Regions from separate parts of the Homo sapiens genome. Here region 1 is linked to region 2. Evidence: chromatin loops called from intact Hi-C (ENCODE). Cell type or tissue: heart left ventricle. All regions are shown on one strand.

Region 1 (8,000 bases), 140 kb after region 2:
CACTGCTATAGCATCAGTCCTTCCCTGAGCACTGGTCTGATCTCCCCAAATTCATTCAGCTGATCCATCCTTCCTGCCCCTCCTCTATAGCAGAACAGAACACTGGTCGGACTCTCCCTCCCAACTTTGTTAAAGGTGGCTCTCTCTCTCGGTCCCTATTTACAGACAGAAATTTAGTAGATCATCATGAAGGTTTGGCTGGTGTTTTTATACCTACTCATTAAGCACTTTTATTTTATTTTATTTTATTTTTAATTGTTGCAGAGAATGTCAGGGTCCCTCCTATATTCTCTTGTTCCACACCAGATCTTGTCTGCAGCTTGGATGGACAGTCCTGGATGTGCTGCTGTCTTCCCACCAGGAGCCCGTGCATCTTCCTCGGCTTGAGGTCTTGCTTTGGCCACAGGTGCACACTTGGCCAGGGAATGGGGCAGATGGGAAGTGTTAGGGAGCTCACGCCCCTGAAACAACTCTAAATCTGTGAGGGAAGGAGATGGTACATAAATAGCCAGCATCCTGGCCCCTCAGTGGACAACCCTACAGTGTGCTCCAGAATCTTTCACTAGGTCCTCAGCAGTGGGAGCCCTGTTTGACTATAGCAGAAAACTGCCCATTGATGCACCCTTTGTTGGCCTTTTCCCTTCCCTGTATCACTGCCCCATTCTCTCACCATGTTTCTGGAGATCACTTCTCAAATAAACTACCTGCAGTAAAAGCTTGTCTTGGGATCTGTTTTGTTTGTTTCTGTTTTTTTTTGTTTTTGTTTTTGTTGTTGTTTGTTTTTTTGAGACAGAGTCTTGCCTGTCACCCAGGCTGGAGTGCAGTGGTGCAATCTCGGCTCACTGTAACCTCTACTTCCCGGGTTCAAGTGATTACCCCACCTCAGCCTCCAGAGTAGCTGGGATTCCAGGTGCCTTCCACCACTCCCAGTTATTTTATTTTATTTTATTTTTTGTATTTTTAGTAGAGATAGGGTTTCACCATGTCAGCCAGGCTGGTCTTGAACTCCTGACCTCAGGTGATCCACCCACCTCAGCCTCCCAAAGCAATGGAATTACAGGCGTGAGCTACCTCACCCAGCTTGGGGTCTGTTTTTGCAAGAATCTCAGCTAAAACCCTAATCATAGTTGAATAATTAACAAGCCTGCACTTAATTTTTGCACAGGACTAACACACCTGTGACTCCTAGGCTCTTTTCCATGGATACTTCTTGAGAGTTCTCATCACTTAGCGTGACAGAACTCTCACCTTCCTTAGGGAAGTAACACCTGCCTAGCACTAATTCAGTTTCGGCCAAACATTCATATTGAGACTCAGACTGAATCAGGATTCCTTGAGTCTCATTTCCTATATCTAAAAAATGGGCAAGAGAGGGAAGAATGTCTTCAGCATAAACCAAACACCATAGATAGACAGACAGATGCTGATCTACTGCTCCTATTGCATATTTTGTGCAGTTTTTCTTTTCTTTTTTCCTGCTAAAGTCAGGGGAGGGAAATTATGTTGCTAAGTTGCTTTCTGTGGCCAGGCGCAGTGGCTCATGCCTGAAATCTCAGCACTTTGGGAGGCAGAGGCAGCCGGGTGGCTTGAGCTCGGGAGTTAGAAACCAGCTTGGGCAACATAGTGAAACCCCACGTCTACAAAAACAAAATACAAAAAATAAGCTAAGTGTGGTGGTGCATGCCTGTAGTCCCAGCTACTTGGGAGGCTGAAGTGGGAGGATCACCTGAGCACAGAAGGTTGAGGCTGCAATAAGCTGTGATCATGCCAATGCACTCCAGCCTAGGCAACAGAATGAGATCTTGTCTCAAAAAAAAACATTGCTTTCTGCTGCCACCTTAGGAACCTGGGGAATCCCCTGAAGGGTTATGGACAGTGACTGTAGCCAGAAGCAGCATCTCCCCTGTTCTACTGTCAGCCAGTACAGCCCATGAGGAAGGATTATTTATAAAGAAAGAGTTCTATGTGCTCTGCTCATAATGTTAGGATCCTAACCGACATTGTGAGATGGAGCCTCCTGTTAACATAAAAAATAATAACCAATGCCTGCTTGGCCCTTGCTGTGTGAACAACACTGTGTTGGCATCATCTCATTAAGTCAGTCTGACATCAACCCTGCGATGCAGGCAGGGGTGGGGATTGTATTTAAAATCTTTAATAGCTGCTATGACAGATGCAGAAACCCATGAGAACCAAGAGTGACACAGTTGCACATGCCCTGAATATTTGCCTTGGTTGAAGCTTCTTATTACTCCCACTTTACAGATGAAGAAGATGAGGCTTAGGGATTAAGCAACTAATCAGAGCTCAAATAACTGGTAGATCTGAGGCTCTGACTGTGCAGCCTCCTTTGTAACCAGTGCATCCCACTGCTCAGATCCTTAAGGACCAGCCCCTTCATAAACAAATCAAGACTGACCTGGGAATGGGCTCTGATCACCCACTCCAATCATAGCTTTAAAGAAAAGCAGCTCACTTTTGATTTTAAAATTCCCTCTGAAAACGATGGAACTCAGACACATTAGAAAATCTTAATGGAGCCCCAAAGAAGTCCATGTTACTGACCATCCCCTAATATAAATTCAAAAGTCATTATGCACAGTCCACACTAGCGTTTAATGCTTCAACCAATGAGACAGCTAACAGCTAGGCTAACACATTAGCAACTCCAGACAACCAAGGAATTTCTAACATCCTGAGCACCATTGCTAGTGGCAGAGTCTGGGGGAAGGGAAAGGCCCTAGATGTTTCCACCACAAAGTTACTTAGTTAAGCGCAGGTCTGTTTAATTAAGTCGTGGGCAGCACATGCTATACTTAGCTTTTAAACACTTGTAAAGTCCTCTTCATTCATTTATCTTACTTGTCACTGACAAGCTCTTCAAGGACTGTAACAGTATGCAGAGCATGAAGAGCCTGGGTAAACAACACATATTTTATGTGGAGTCTAAACTGTTTCAACTCAGAAAGTCAATAGAGGGTCTCTGAAAAAAACTCCAGACTCTTCTACTACAGTGTGGAAACATTCTGTGCATGGTCTGTTAGGAGTTTCTTTAGAAAGTGAACTCCAAATAAAATCCTAATTTTTTAACCCAAAGGTAAAAAGACAAAAATAAATAAATAAATAAATAAATGGAGGAGTGGAAGAAGAAAGGTGGGAGAGAATGAAGGAGACTGGGAATAAATAAAGGAAGGAAGAAAGGAGGGAGAGAGTGAGGGAGGGAAGAGAAAGAGGAGAGAGAGAGAGAAGAGGAGAGGTAAGGAGAAGAGAGGGAAGAGAAGACAAGAGAAGAGAGAAAAAGAAAGGAAGGAGAGAGGAAAGACAGTGTTTGCAGGTATTGAGATTCGGACTCTAGAATTGTGCTGACAAGTGAAGACAACATTTTCATTCCATTCATAATCCAACAAATATTTATTATCACTGGTTTAGGGAGAACTGGCATCATCAAAACAGCTCCCTAACTAATGAATGGGCAAAACAGCCTCGGGGTATCGCCTAACAGAATTGGCCAATAGGCTAGAAACTGGAGCGTGAACATTCTAGTAGAACTCTAGGAGCATGTGAGATTCTAGGAGAATGTGAGGTTGAGTAAAAGCCAGCAGCGCCCTCCGAAAGAGGCCGTGAGAGTCTTAAACAGGGCTATGAAGAGAGGGGTTCACATACCCTTGGAGGCAAGATAATTCACAGGGAGTAAATGAACTGCTCAACAGTTACATATTTACTCTAAAATATATTAAAATAAATTATAACAAGCACATCAAAGAGAGGTTTCATAGAAATTATGTCTTAGGATGTGGAAAACACTGTGAAGGTAATCCTCAAAATGTCTGAAGCTTGAGACACCACCATCAGAAGGGAAGGGTAAAGCAAAGGAGAACGGACTGGGCAAGCAGAGGAGACTAGAAACTCAGGTCAGCCCAGAGAGAATGAACATGTCCTGAGAACTGTGGGAGGACGGAAGGACGCTCTCCTTCAAGGGCTTTGACCTTCGCGCAGAAGTGGAAGCAAATGCAATCTGGGCCTGCTCCCAGTTCTAAAGCAGAATGGAAGGGCATAAACCTCCCAGCACCTCACCTCCTTCAAAACAAAACAAATGACCCCCCAAAGGGGGAGAGAAGGGATGGGGTGAGCCATGCAAAACATGTGGTGGGGCTGTGTTGGCCAGCACCGAGCACAGTTTTGACTCCAGGAGGTGTGGAGACAGCCAGGAGAGGCTTGGCAGCTGGGAGGGAGAACGAGACAGGGAGAGGCAGCCAGGCCCTTGGAGGGGGAACAAATCCCTCTCCCCAGCTGGTCTCACGCTTGGGTGAGACAACTGGAGAAAATGTAAACATGCTCATTAGCAGTTTTCCAATCAGTTGAAAAACAAATGGGAAGAGAAAAATGGCAGGCGATTGTTCCAAATACCAACTCTCTGCCACATCTCCTCAGGTGTTTATCAGAGTTGCCCGCTGTGCTGTCCTCCCTTTCGTCTGGATCACAACACCTTTACTAGCTTTACACGGAACACTTGGAGCTCACCCTAACTAGGGTCGATTTAGTTCTATGAGGAGTCACATACTCCACTCAGGATAGAAGGTCTCTGTGGACACCCCCAGAGATGCACAAACAAGACAGGGACATCATTTGCAGGTCTCCCCACAGCCTCATCCAAGCTGATATTCTCTCAGTACATGAACATGAAAACTCATCAATAACCCCTACCTCTTCTCCTGCGATAACTTACCCCCCCAAAGAAGAGGCAAAGTGGAAATTTTGTGAATCTGTGTGTGAATCTGACAGAAATCCAATTTCCAGAAAGGATGAAGTTATACTCAAATTTCATCTGGAAATGTCTACTGTGTTGAGTCATATGGTTGTTTTTTTTTTCCTAACACATCAACTTGAATTCATTGAATGGGTACATTTCAAAAAACACTTTCTCTTAGTCACCTATTTAAGGTGGAATCCAAAAAGCCTGGTTGTCTGTGACCCTGAAGTTGAAATAGCTTAAGTACAAAATGTCCAAATGTATTTAAACTTGAATCTGAACAAAAATAGATACTAAAGTACATAACTGATGTTTCTTGATAGTACTAGGAAAAGGCGGGTAACTTGAAAGTTGGGGAGACCGTCTCGTAGACTAGAGAATTTTAGGGCTATTTCAAATCTCTCCCCTACAAATAAGGACTTGCCAGAACAACCCAAATTCATAAAATGTTAATACTGGGCCACATCTTCAATTAGTGAATCCAAGCTTACTACTTTACAGAGGGGAGACTGAGGCTCCAAGAGGGGGAAGGTTAGTTGCTGATGGGCCCAGGAGAAACCCCCAGAATACTTGACAGCTGGAACCTGGCCCTGTCCTTGCCCCTGGCCGTCTTCTCATTTGATTTGCAACTGCAGATGAGTCCACCATGTCCATGACCTGTAACACCACAGGCCCGACTCATGTCATTGGTTTTGCGTTCCAAAGTACTATGGTATTAATTTCCATTCTTTCAGTCTAAACAGCATCAAACACCTAATCATTTTGTTCTTGATGGCTACAGATAGGTTAAGGAATTTTCCATTTCCTTTGAGATAGGAGCCTCACTTCTCTAGCAGAACTACTGATTAGGCTTTATAATTTTTCTTTTTTAAATAACATCTGTAAGTTTTTATTATGTAAATCATACATGCTAGTTATGAAAAATTAAAGAGTACAAAAGAGTTTATAAAAAGAAAAGTAATGTTCTCCCTCCCTCTGCTCCAATATTTATTCCCGCTGTTAAGGTTTTTCTGCCAATCTTTCTAAAAAATTTTGTGCTTAATGCAAGCACAGACACACATACTTACCCTTTACAAACAATATCTCCAATATTGTTCTTCCACATCAAGAACATAGAGAGCTTCCTCATCATTAATGGTTGCATGTTATTCCACTCTATGCGTATACTTTTGTTTACCAGTCCTCTATTGATGTGTTCAAATAGAGACTCCAAAAGGGAAGATATCTTTTTTTCATTTTATTCCAAGATGCATCCCAAGCACCTAAAGCACTGCCTGGCACATATGGACATATAATAAGTGTTTGTTGAATGAATAAGTGATGGGCATTTGGGTCATTTCCAGCTTTTCATTTTTTCCAACAATGCTTAAAACAATATTTTTGCAAAGGAACAGCTTTGCTTGTCCTAATGTGTTTGTTTCCAACAAAGACGGATGCTTAAACATATCATAGCTGTTTCTATAATGTGCTAGGAAAAAACAAGTTCAAGAGAGAACCCTAAAATAGAATATACACATTTTAAACTTGGAAGGATATCACCAAATTCCCTTCAAAACTGTCAATCAACATCCAGCCTGTACCTCTTTCTCTATGCTGTGCTAACATGGAGTTTCTCCAAACTCTTTAATCTTCAAAAATATGATAGGTAAAATATTGTATCCCATGTGTTCCCTAATTATAATTTGAAGCTGAGCATAATTTCATTCATTTAGTGTCTATTTCTACTTCATTATCTGTGAGCCCCCTTTTAATGTCCTTTTTTCCCACGTTTCTTCTTGATCATTTGGGAACTATCTTCTTATTTGTTGTGAGAATAATTGTATATCTAAAGAAAATTAGTTGGGGCTGATTTCAGGAAGAGAAGAGCATAAGTGAAGGTGGGAAGAGGGCACATAAAAGCAGGCCATGCAGGGAAGGGAATTGTGCAGACAGGTGAGAGGCGAGGATGCCCAGGAGCCCAGTCATTTGAACACTTTAGGTGTTCTCTTGAGTAGAAGAGAAAAGGGGGGAAAGTGGTAGGTAGTTGATATGCTGGGATGTGAACAGAGTTGGCCTCTGTTGAACCATTAGCAGGAATAAATGTTAGCAGTTGATATGGGGCTTTACTTCTCTGCAGAAGATTGTTGGGTTTTTTGAGTGTTAAGCATGCAAATGCCACTCATGCTTGTGTTGGTAGAAACAATCTAATACAACCTGCTTTCCCAAACAAGACTTCTCTTTGTAGCCATCCTGGTGGATGGTGGTCCAGTCTTCATTCCTTATCACTGGAGATGGGAGACTCAATAGCTATTTGATAATGTATTAAGCAGCTTAAATAGGATGCTCCCTGCCTCCTACACTCATATTTTGAGCTTTGTACCTGCAGTTGTACCCTACTTCTGCCTTTTTGGGCAGCTCACGTCTTCAGATATTTGAATACAGTTATGCCCATTATCTATTTGTTGTTCTCTCAACTAGTCACTCCCCACTTCTCCTAGTCCTCTCTCTGTACCCCATTGCACAAGGTGCTACTACATGCATCAAGGCTCCTTTGAGAGAATTCTTTGAATAAAGCCTGAAACTAAGTCTTCACATGTGTCCTTACATCTGCTAAGCATGATTTAAAAATAAGTAATATACTCTTAGGTTCCATTGATTTTTACCATCTGCTGTGCAATGCTAATGCTCTAATTTACAATTGATTAAACTCATATCCTGGTTGTTAGTTCCTCTGCCATTCTCTCTCTCTCTCTCTCTCTCTCTCTCTCTGTCTCACACACACACACACACACACACACACACAAACCCCAGAATTTTAATTCTAAGTATATACTTCATTCTTTTCCTTATTAAAAAAAAATTTTTTTTTGAGATGGAGTTTCACTCTTGTTGCCCAGGCTGGAGTGCAATGGGGCAGTCTTGGCTCACTGCAACCTCTACCTCCCAGGTTCAAGCAATTCTCCTGCCTCAGCCTCCCAAGTAGCTAGGATTACCAGCGCCCGCCACCATGCCTGGTTAATTTTTGTATTTTTAGTAGAGATGGTGGGGGAGTTTCACCATGTTGGCCAGGCTGGTCTCGAACTCCTGACCTCAGGTGATTGGCCCACCTCGGCCTCCCAAAGTGCTGGGATTACAGGCATGAGCCACCGCTCCTGTCCCTTACTAAATATTTTGTTTAGACTTATACTGACTAAATTTGGGTCTATAGTTTCATCTCGCTGAGATGTTTCTCAAGTCTGATTTTGTCTGCCATTGTTTTTGGTAAGCTACA
Region 2 (8,000 bases):
TGCATGTGCTCTTCTCACTGCCAGGAAAGCCCCGCCCCTAGATATCACCAAAACTCGCTCCCTCACCTTCTTCAGGCCTTCACTCAAATATGACATTCTCACGGAAGCATTCCCTTGGGCCTATACAAGGAACTTCCAGGTAATGTGGTTGAGGGGGAGGGGCTGCACATTACCTTTGAACCCACTTCAAGGAAATAGCACCAAAACTCTAGAAGTCATCACCCTCAGGGAGAAAGAATGCTTATCTATAAGAAGCCTAGCACACAACAGCTTCCCAACCTATCTGATTAAACAAATACACATGAAGACCGCATTTGGCGGCAAGAAAGGATTAAAAAAAACTCCTCCAAGATTATCTTGGGCTAAATCTGAAGAAGGAATCTGCACTCCTTCCATTCCGATGGCATGTTTAAGTTCAGTGGCTGAAAAATCTGCAGAACCAGTTGGGTCCCTATGCCGAAGGGGCAGGGAAGAGGCATGCGCTGCTCTGCCAATGGGGAGGAAAAAAATTTAACGAGGGCAAGATAAGAGCCAGACGTGTGGAAATATTTCTCTTTGAGGATATTCTTTGTACCAATTACTCTTCAAAGATATCATGTTAGCATTTTTGGCACAACTTGACAATTAAATTAGACGAATCGTTTTCAGTGTTTTTGCATTTGATGTGCCTGAAACTCCTCTTAAGCTAAAATGTTCAGCCTGTCACACACATTTTTTTAAACTTTGGCAAGTCACATCAACACTGATTTCAATTAAGTCAAGAATTTAAAAACATTTCACTACTCATCTTTTTAAAAAATTACATGACATATAATTAATTGGGTTTGATGATCATTTCGTGGTGTCCAAAGTTTGGGGATAGAAAGAAACACAGTCAATAAATTTCTATTTTGGAGATGACTTCATTTCTATTTTTTTTTTTTTTTTTTTTGAGACAGAGTTTATTACTCAGGCTGGAGTGCAGTGGTGCAATCTCAGTTCACTGCAACCTCCACCTCCCGGGTTCAAGCGATTTCTCCTGCCTCAGCCTCCCAAGTAACTGAGATTACAGGTGTGTACCACCATGCCTGGCTAGCTTTTTGTATTTTTAGTAGAGACGGGATTTTATCATGTTGGCCAGGCTGGTCTTGAACTTTTGATCTCAAGTGATCTGCCTGCCTCCGCCTCCCAAAGTGTTGGGATTACAGGTTTGAGTCATCATGCCCGACCCCCCATTTCTTATATTCATTGAGTCTCTCCATTTCTCCCAGGAGCCAATGGGGCTTTAAATCTCCCACCCGTCTCAATTTCATGCTCCAAAATTGGTTCTTGTCCTGGTACTTCTGGTCCCAGCTCAGTCATAGGCAGGGTAGGGCAGCACGAGAGGCTGTGCTGAACGCTGGAAAGGCCCCCAATCACAGCATGGTCACGGTAGGAAGTTCGGCCAGAAGAGAGGCGAAGTCCACATCTTATCTCCATGGTTGGAGTTTTCCTCTTGCTGATGTGACAAAGTAACCTGACGAGATAATGATTTCCAGGTTGGTTCCAAATGGTCTGGGATGAGGTGAGTGCAGAGGGAGGGCCAGGGGGAGCTGCAGCCGGATGATGCATGGGGCTGTTCTGCAGGACATCTCTCCCAGGAGTTCAAAGGGTTCTGACGATATTCTCTAACTCACCACTGGCATGCCCGGGGAAGAACAGATGGTCTGTGGTCAGATAAACCACCTAGACTGGGATGTGATTAGGGTGGTCAAGGAAAATTACAAAACCTTGGAGCTTCCCTTTCCTTCCCCAACTTCTGGCCTCTGCCCTTACACAAGTCTTGTTTTGTTTTGCTTTGTTTTCCTTGCTTTTGACAGGCTCCAATTTTTCATTTTAGTTTAGTCCATTTTGACCAGCATTAATAATGAGAAGTGGGCCGGGCGCAGTGGCTCACGCCTGTAATCCCAGCACTTTGGGAGGCTGAGGCGGGCGGATCACGAGGTCAAGAGATCGAGACCATCCTGGCCAACATGGGGAAACCCTGTCTCTACTAAAAAGATAAAAATTAGCTGGGCATGGTTTGGCGTGCCCCTGTAATACCAGCTACTCAGAAGGCTGAAGCAGGAGAATTGTTTGAACCCAGGAGGTAGAGGTTGCAGTAAGCCGAGATTGTGCCACTGCACTCCAGCCTGGCAACAGAGCGAGACTCCGTCAAAAAAAAAAAAAAAAAAAAAAAAAAAGTAATTCAATGTCTTCTTCCCTACTGGTTAGAAAACTCTATGATGACAAGAATCGGGTCTGTTTTGTGCACAACTGTGCTCCTGACAGCCTAGCTGTAGCAAGTGTGGCTTTTTATTCTGATGCTGTGACATCTGGGGCCTTAGGGACCTGAAGGACACTGCCTCTCCTAGGGCTAGCTAACTCCTAGAGATAGTAAACAATTTTGACTTGGAGCTCACCTTTTATATGCAAACCAATCAATCCAAAGCCCCGACCCCAACCACTTCCTCCCTTCTGGGGCTCTTCTAGGGGTCTCACACTCCAGACCATTATTTCCCTGCCCCAATCACCCTGGGACCAAGCACCAGACAGTGAGGACAACAACTACACCCCAGAGTCCACTGAAATTATTCAAGCTAGTCAGTTCTAAACCTGCTCACCCTGCCTTGCTCGCCTTTCCCACAAAAGCCACAACAAAGGCTCTTGCCCACGTTTTCCCCTGGCTCCCTCTGCTTTCTGACCAAACAGAATAGTCAAATTCTGTGGAGTGTTCAGAAGTGTTTCCTGAGTGGTCCTGCATGATGTGGTGTGCCTTCCCCTCTTGGAATTGTGAGCAACAAATCATCTTTTCAGTGGCCTCACCAGACCTGATTAAAAATAAAACCTACATTCTAAGACACTAGCACAGGGCCTAGCACACAGTAGGTGCTCAATTAATACCTGCAGGGGGTACTGAATGAGTCTTTCCTTAAATGTAAAAGTCCACAAAAACTTCCTGGATACTGTTCCCTCTTGCTTCAGCCTTGTCCTTCCTTACAAGATAATGTGAACACCAGGCCACCTACCTGGGCCGAAATTCAGGTGTTCCCTCTAGACCCAGGGAGTGCAGTTCTTCCTGCCACCCGCAGGGTCTGTGCAGCCCAGGAAGGCAAGACTGACGGCGTTCCTGAGGGAGGTGGCGTTGGGACAGTGAAGGGGCATTTCCTGGCTGCCTGTCATCATGAGGCATTCCAGCTAGCGAGGAAAACAAAGACAGCGGCCAGGGAGCGTCGCCTTTTATGGTTCCATCCTGGCTGCACTTCAGGAGCAGCCCAGAAAGTGGCCTGGGAGACAGGCAGGCTTTGTCACCCACTTCTGTTCACCTCGGTCCCTGGGCCAGCAGCTGGAGAAATGCTTGTGGCCCGGCCAGCTAGAGGCACAGGAACCCAAGGGTGAGAATTTGATGGCAGAGGGAACACCCTTCCTGGCGGTGTGCTTTCCTCAATCCTCAATATCATCTCCCACGAGCACCCATGTAGGCAACAAAAAGAAGGAGCTGAAGCAATTCTATGCTTAAATAACACCAGGGGCCATTTTTTGGACCCTCAGGGGATATCTGGAATCTTCTAGAAAATAACGAATATTTATTGAGCAGTTATTTTACACAAGCTCCTACATGGAGCACTTTGTATTCTTGACAGCCAAGTCTCACAATAATCTTGTCAGCAACCCCATTTTCAGATGGGAACACAGATTCTGACTGGGGCTGGGGGACTTGCCTAAGGTCACATAGTGAAGGGTGGGGCCAGGTGTAAACCCCTGCTATCTAGCTTTCCCTTACCCTGGAGGGCCTCCCTCCAATAGTCAAATTCTGTTAAGTGTTTAAAAGCCTTAGCTGGTGACCTCTAGGGTTCTCAGCTGCTCTCTCATTACAGTGAGGCAGTTGCCCCCAGATGATCCCACTAAGGGGTTTTTTCTACTCTATCACTTTAATTCAGCAATCAACACTTCTAACAACACTTCTAAGTACTGCAGGTCTTCCTCCAGGAGCTCAGAAACCCCAGGGCCTCTGAAACCCCCTTTATATAGAGGCTGTGTGACCTTGAACAAGTTGCTTAACTTCTCTGGGCCTCAGAAAAGAGAACAGGTTTGACCGCAAAACACCAGGCACCTTCCAAGTGTTCTCCACTTATACCACCTCCTTCCCCATCAACAGTCTTGTCTCAAAGTAAATATTTCTGGTATGTTATGGAATGACAGGACATAACACAGAAAGATGTCGGTAAGAAATGGGCTTTGGTATGGAACAGACCAAATCTTACCTCCAATGTTTATTAGCAAAGTATTTAGTTTTCTCTGTGCCTCAGTTCCCTCATCAGTAAAATGGGTATGGATAATAGCAATTGTTTTACGGGGTTATTTGAGAATTGTCTGAGATGATGCATTTAGCATGAAGCCAGGCAACAGCAAGCACTCAATAAATGTTAGCCAGCCATTTGATTGTTGAACTTTAAGATTCACTTTTCTTTTTTTGCATGCCTCTCCATCTGGAGTGATGATGTGAAGAGCAACAGATGCGAGGGGGGCCAGGATAGTGGGGTCTGCAGCAGCAGCACCAAGAGGCAATGTCACAGCTAGTTGGAGGCAGGCCCTGATCAAGGAAAGGCTGGGGTAGGTAGGTGACACACTGGGCCGCTCCTCATGTGGTTCGTCACAATTTTTATGACTTTCTTTTCCATTTGCACAGCCAAGGAGTCTTCCTCCTTAGTCCTCTGCTTGCCAGAGTCAGCTGCCTGGACCTTCCTCAGCCCACATGTCCCTGCCTCATCTTTAATGTGAGTGCACACAGTTCATGCAGCAATGAAGCCTGCCACGTGCCTTCAGCCTAAGTATGGATTCTGTCAACACACTTTTCTGGAGTGATGAAGAGCCGTGAATTTCCATAGTCCTAGACTGCAAGATCTCCCTACCTTTAAGTTTTTCTGAATTGAGAACATAGCTTTTATTTGATGAGGGCACTTGATGTAGCGCTTCTCCTCATCACCAAACAGCTGTCAATAAATGCAAGAGGCATTTAAAAATTGAGGGAACACACTCATTTATCCTTGCATTTGTACAGAGATTAAATGCTGTCCTGCCAGGGTCAGTGGCAGTAATCATAGCAGTTATTGCTATTATTAGAAGCTACTTGGTGTCAAGTTTTTTCAAAGGCCCAGGGCTTTGCATGTGCTATTTTTTATCCTGGATTAGGTCTGGTTATTCTCATGTGACCAATGATGACACTGTGGTCCGTACAGGTGAAGTGACTTATCCAAGGCTTCACAGCTTCATAGCCTGGGATTTAAACCCAGGCCTGCCTGGCTTCCAGATTCCTCCTGTTTCATCCATACCATTCGGTGGTTGCTATTTTCTCTGTCAATTCCCTAATGAAATCTTGGGCAGGACTTTCCTTTGCCAAAGTCCCTTGATAAAACAAACTTTTATCTCCCAAGTCATCTGGCCGATGCATGAGGGGATGTACAGAATGGACCTTCCTAGGAGGAATGAGCTCTCTCACACTAGATATATCCAAGAGGAAGGACGTGCCCTATGAAAGGGGTGCCAAGGAAGATTCCTGTGGCCTTGGGAAGAGCTGGGATGGGGGGAGATAAAATCTCAGGTCTGTTACCTACTAGTTGTGTGACCTTGGGTGAGGCACTGTGCCTCTCTAAGGCTCTGCTGGCTCAGTATTCTGCATGTGTGCATTGAGGACAAGAGTCTTGTAGAGCCACTGAGGATTTAAGAAGTTTGCAGGGTGATGCTCCTAAGAGGGCTCAAGTGATGGTGGCATTGCTACCATGACTGAGAAGGCTCGAGTTGATCACTGAGGCTGTCTCTGCAAGCTCCAAAGTCCCATAAGTTCTCTTCAGTGAGTCAGAGCCTAGATTAACTATCACAAGTGCCCTCCAGACACAGGCCAGAATGGGCCCTCTGTTTTCCTAGGGCCAGTTCTAAACCCCTAGCTGACCCCACTGCCATGTAAGTGCCCGCTCATCCATGGTGGAGAAACCACACACTGGAGGAGTGGAGACTTCTGGGTCCCCTGGCTGAACTACTGGCTCACAGAAGGTGCACTTTCTTTCTTTCTTTCTGTTTTTTTCTGAGACGGAATGTTGCCCTGTTGCCCAGACTGGAGTGCAGTGGCATGATCTTGGCTCACTGCAACCTCCGCCCTCCTGGGTTCAAGTGATTCTCATGCCTCAGCTTCCCGAGTAGCTGGGATTACAGGCATGCGCCACTAAGCCCAGCTAATTTTTTGGTATTTTTTAGTAGAGACGGGGTTTCACCATGTTGGGCAGGCTGGTCTCGAACTCCTGACCTCAAGTGATCTGCTCACCCTGCACTCCCAAAGTGCTGGGATTACAGTTGTAAGCCACCACACTCAGCCAGAAGGCCAGAGGTGCACTTTCCCACCCTCTTCCTGGTCTGACCACCCCAGGGTTCTTCTGACCAACAGAATACAGTGGATAAATGGGGTCCTGTTACCAGACTGCCTTGGTTCAAATCTTGGCTGCTTTACTCTGACTAGCCCATGTGACCTCTTGAAAATCATGTAACCTCTTGATTGCATCATCTGCAAAATGGGGATGATGGAAACAAACCCAGCAGGGCTCTTATAAGAATTCTTTGGAGTGGATGTATGAAAAGTAAGTAGGACACAGAAGCCCATCATTATTATGGACTAGGGTGCTGGGCCCAGTTCCTGGCCCCAGAGGGCTCCCCACCAGCCACCATGATCCCTGTAGGTTGCCCTGGCTCCAGGCCTTCTCCAGCTCCACTAGTGGCTCAGCTGAGGGGAGAGGAAGGACCAAGGGCACCAAATTTACCCCCTGGCTGAAACAGTACAGCTTTAGGGGAAAACCAGAGTAGCAAGAGCAGTCAAACCCTGCCTGGGACTTTGTGCCAAGCCCTGGGCTGTGCATTAGACACATCTGATTGCTTGAATCCTCACCTTTATAAACAAGCACGTAGGTACTTTTCCTATCCCCACTTACAAAGGAGTAAACTGAAACTCAGAGAGGCTGCTCAGTGATTTGCTTAAAGGTCACACAGTTAGTTTATAACTAAGCTATTTACCTCTATAAAATTCTCCAAAATAGGTTGGGTACGGTGGCTCACGTCTGTAATCTCAGCACTTTGAGAGGCCGAGGTGGGTGGATCACCTGAGGTCAAGAGTTTGAGACCAGCCTGGCCAAATGGTGAAACCCTATCTCCACTAAAAATAAAAAAAATTATCCAGGCATGGTGGCACACCTGTAGTCCCAGCTACTCAGGAGGCTGAGGCAGGAGAATCACTTGAACCTGAGAGGTAGAGATTGCAGTGAGCTGAGATCACGCCATTGCACTCCAGCCTGGGTGACAAGAGCAAGACTCCATCTCAAAAAAAAAAAAAAATAAATCCAAAATAAAAACATTAATGGAGGCCCTACCATGCACCAGGAACTACTGGCAGTTTATACAGATTAGCACACTTGATGCCCAAAATAATCCTTCAGGGGAGGTATTGTGATGTTATTTTACAGATGAGGAAACCGATGCTTAGGGAGGTAAAGGGGCCTGCCCCAGAGCAGTGATGCAGCAGGGCTCAAACCCAGGTCTGCCAGGCTCCAGGCACGTGCCCTTAGCATATGTGTGCTGCTGCCCAAGGGCTTCTCATCCCAATTTCCAGAGCAAAAGTAGGAACATGGCTTTTCCTCTGAACTCCGAGCCAAGCCAAGAGATAGAGAAGCAGCTGCGGAGGAAACCCCCACCTTGCATCCTGCCCGTTAGCTCACAGCCGTCCCCTGTATCTTTATGGCCTGGGCTGACGGCCCCGTCCTCGTGCCTAGCCCCTCAGCTTCCTGCCCGACCCCACCATGTCAGAAAACTGCAGCTCCAAAGTGGCAACAAGAGTCAGTCACACCGCATCGTGCGAGGGAGGCTTGGGGGAGGATCTTAGGCTGAACCCAAGCTCTCAGGGCCCTGTGGCCTTTCCTGAGCCCTGTTCAGAGTCCTGGCCTCTCTGTCCAGAGGAGAGTCTT

The links. A loop is a pair of places that touch in the nucleus more often than their neighbours do. Peaks named below come from ENCODE experiments on the same cell type or tissue, not always from the same donor. Only the 100,000 strongest peaks of a DNase experiment are listed, where the experiment ranks them.
Region 1: it touches region 2 in a loop (9-fold over the local background); 7 of 110 quality-filtered maps call a loop at or near these places.

What each region holds. Positions count from the first base shown.
Region 1 is chr3:55,705,630-55,713,629 of GRCh38, forward strand. The region is part of intron 15 of ERC2 (ELKS/RAB6-interacting/CAST family member 2); the gene reads right to left. Among named protein-coding and RNA genes, the nearest start is that of ERC2-IT1, 50 kb to the left of the region's middle. In heart left ventricle, no CTCF peak of the experiment used is centred here; no DNase peak of the experiment used is centred here; H3K27me3 peaks cover 336 bases.
Region 2 is chr3:55,568,951-55,576,950 of GRCh38, forward strand. The region is part of intron 17 of ERC2 (ELKS/RAB6-interacting/CAST family member 2); the gene reads right to left. Among named protein-coding and RNA genes, the nearest start is that of ERC2-AS1, 35 kb to the right of the region's middle. RefSeq lists enhancers at 2,069-2,696, 2,697-3,324, 7,815-8,000. In heart left ventricle, a CTCF peak has its summit at 3,077; a DNase peak (open chromatin) is centred at 3,241; H3K27ac peaks cover 272 bases.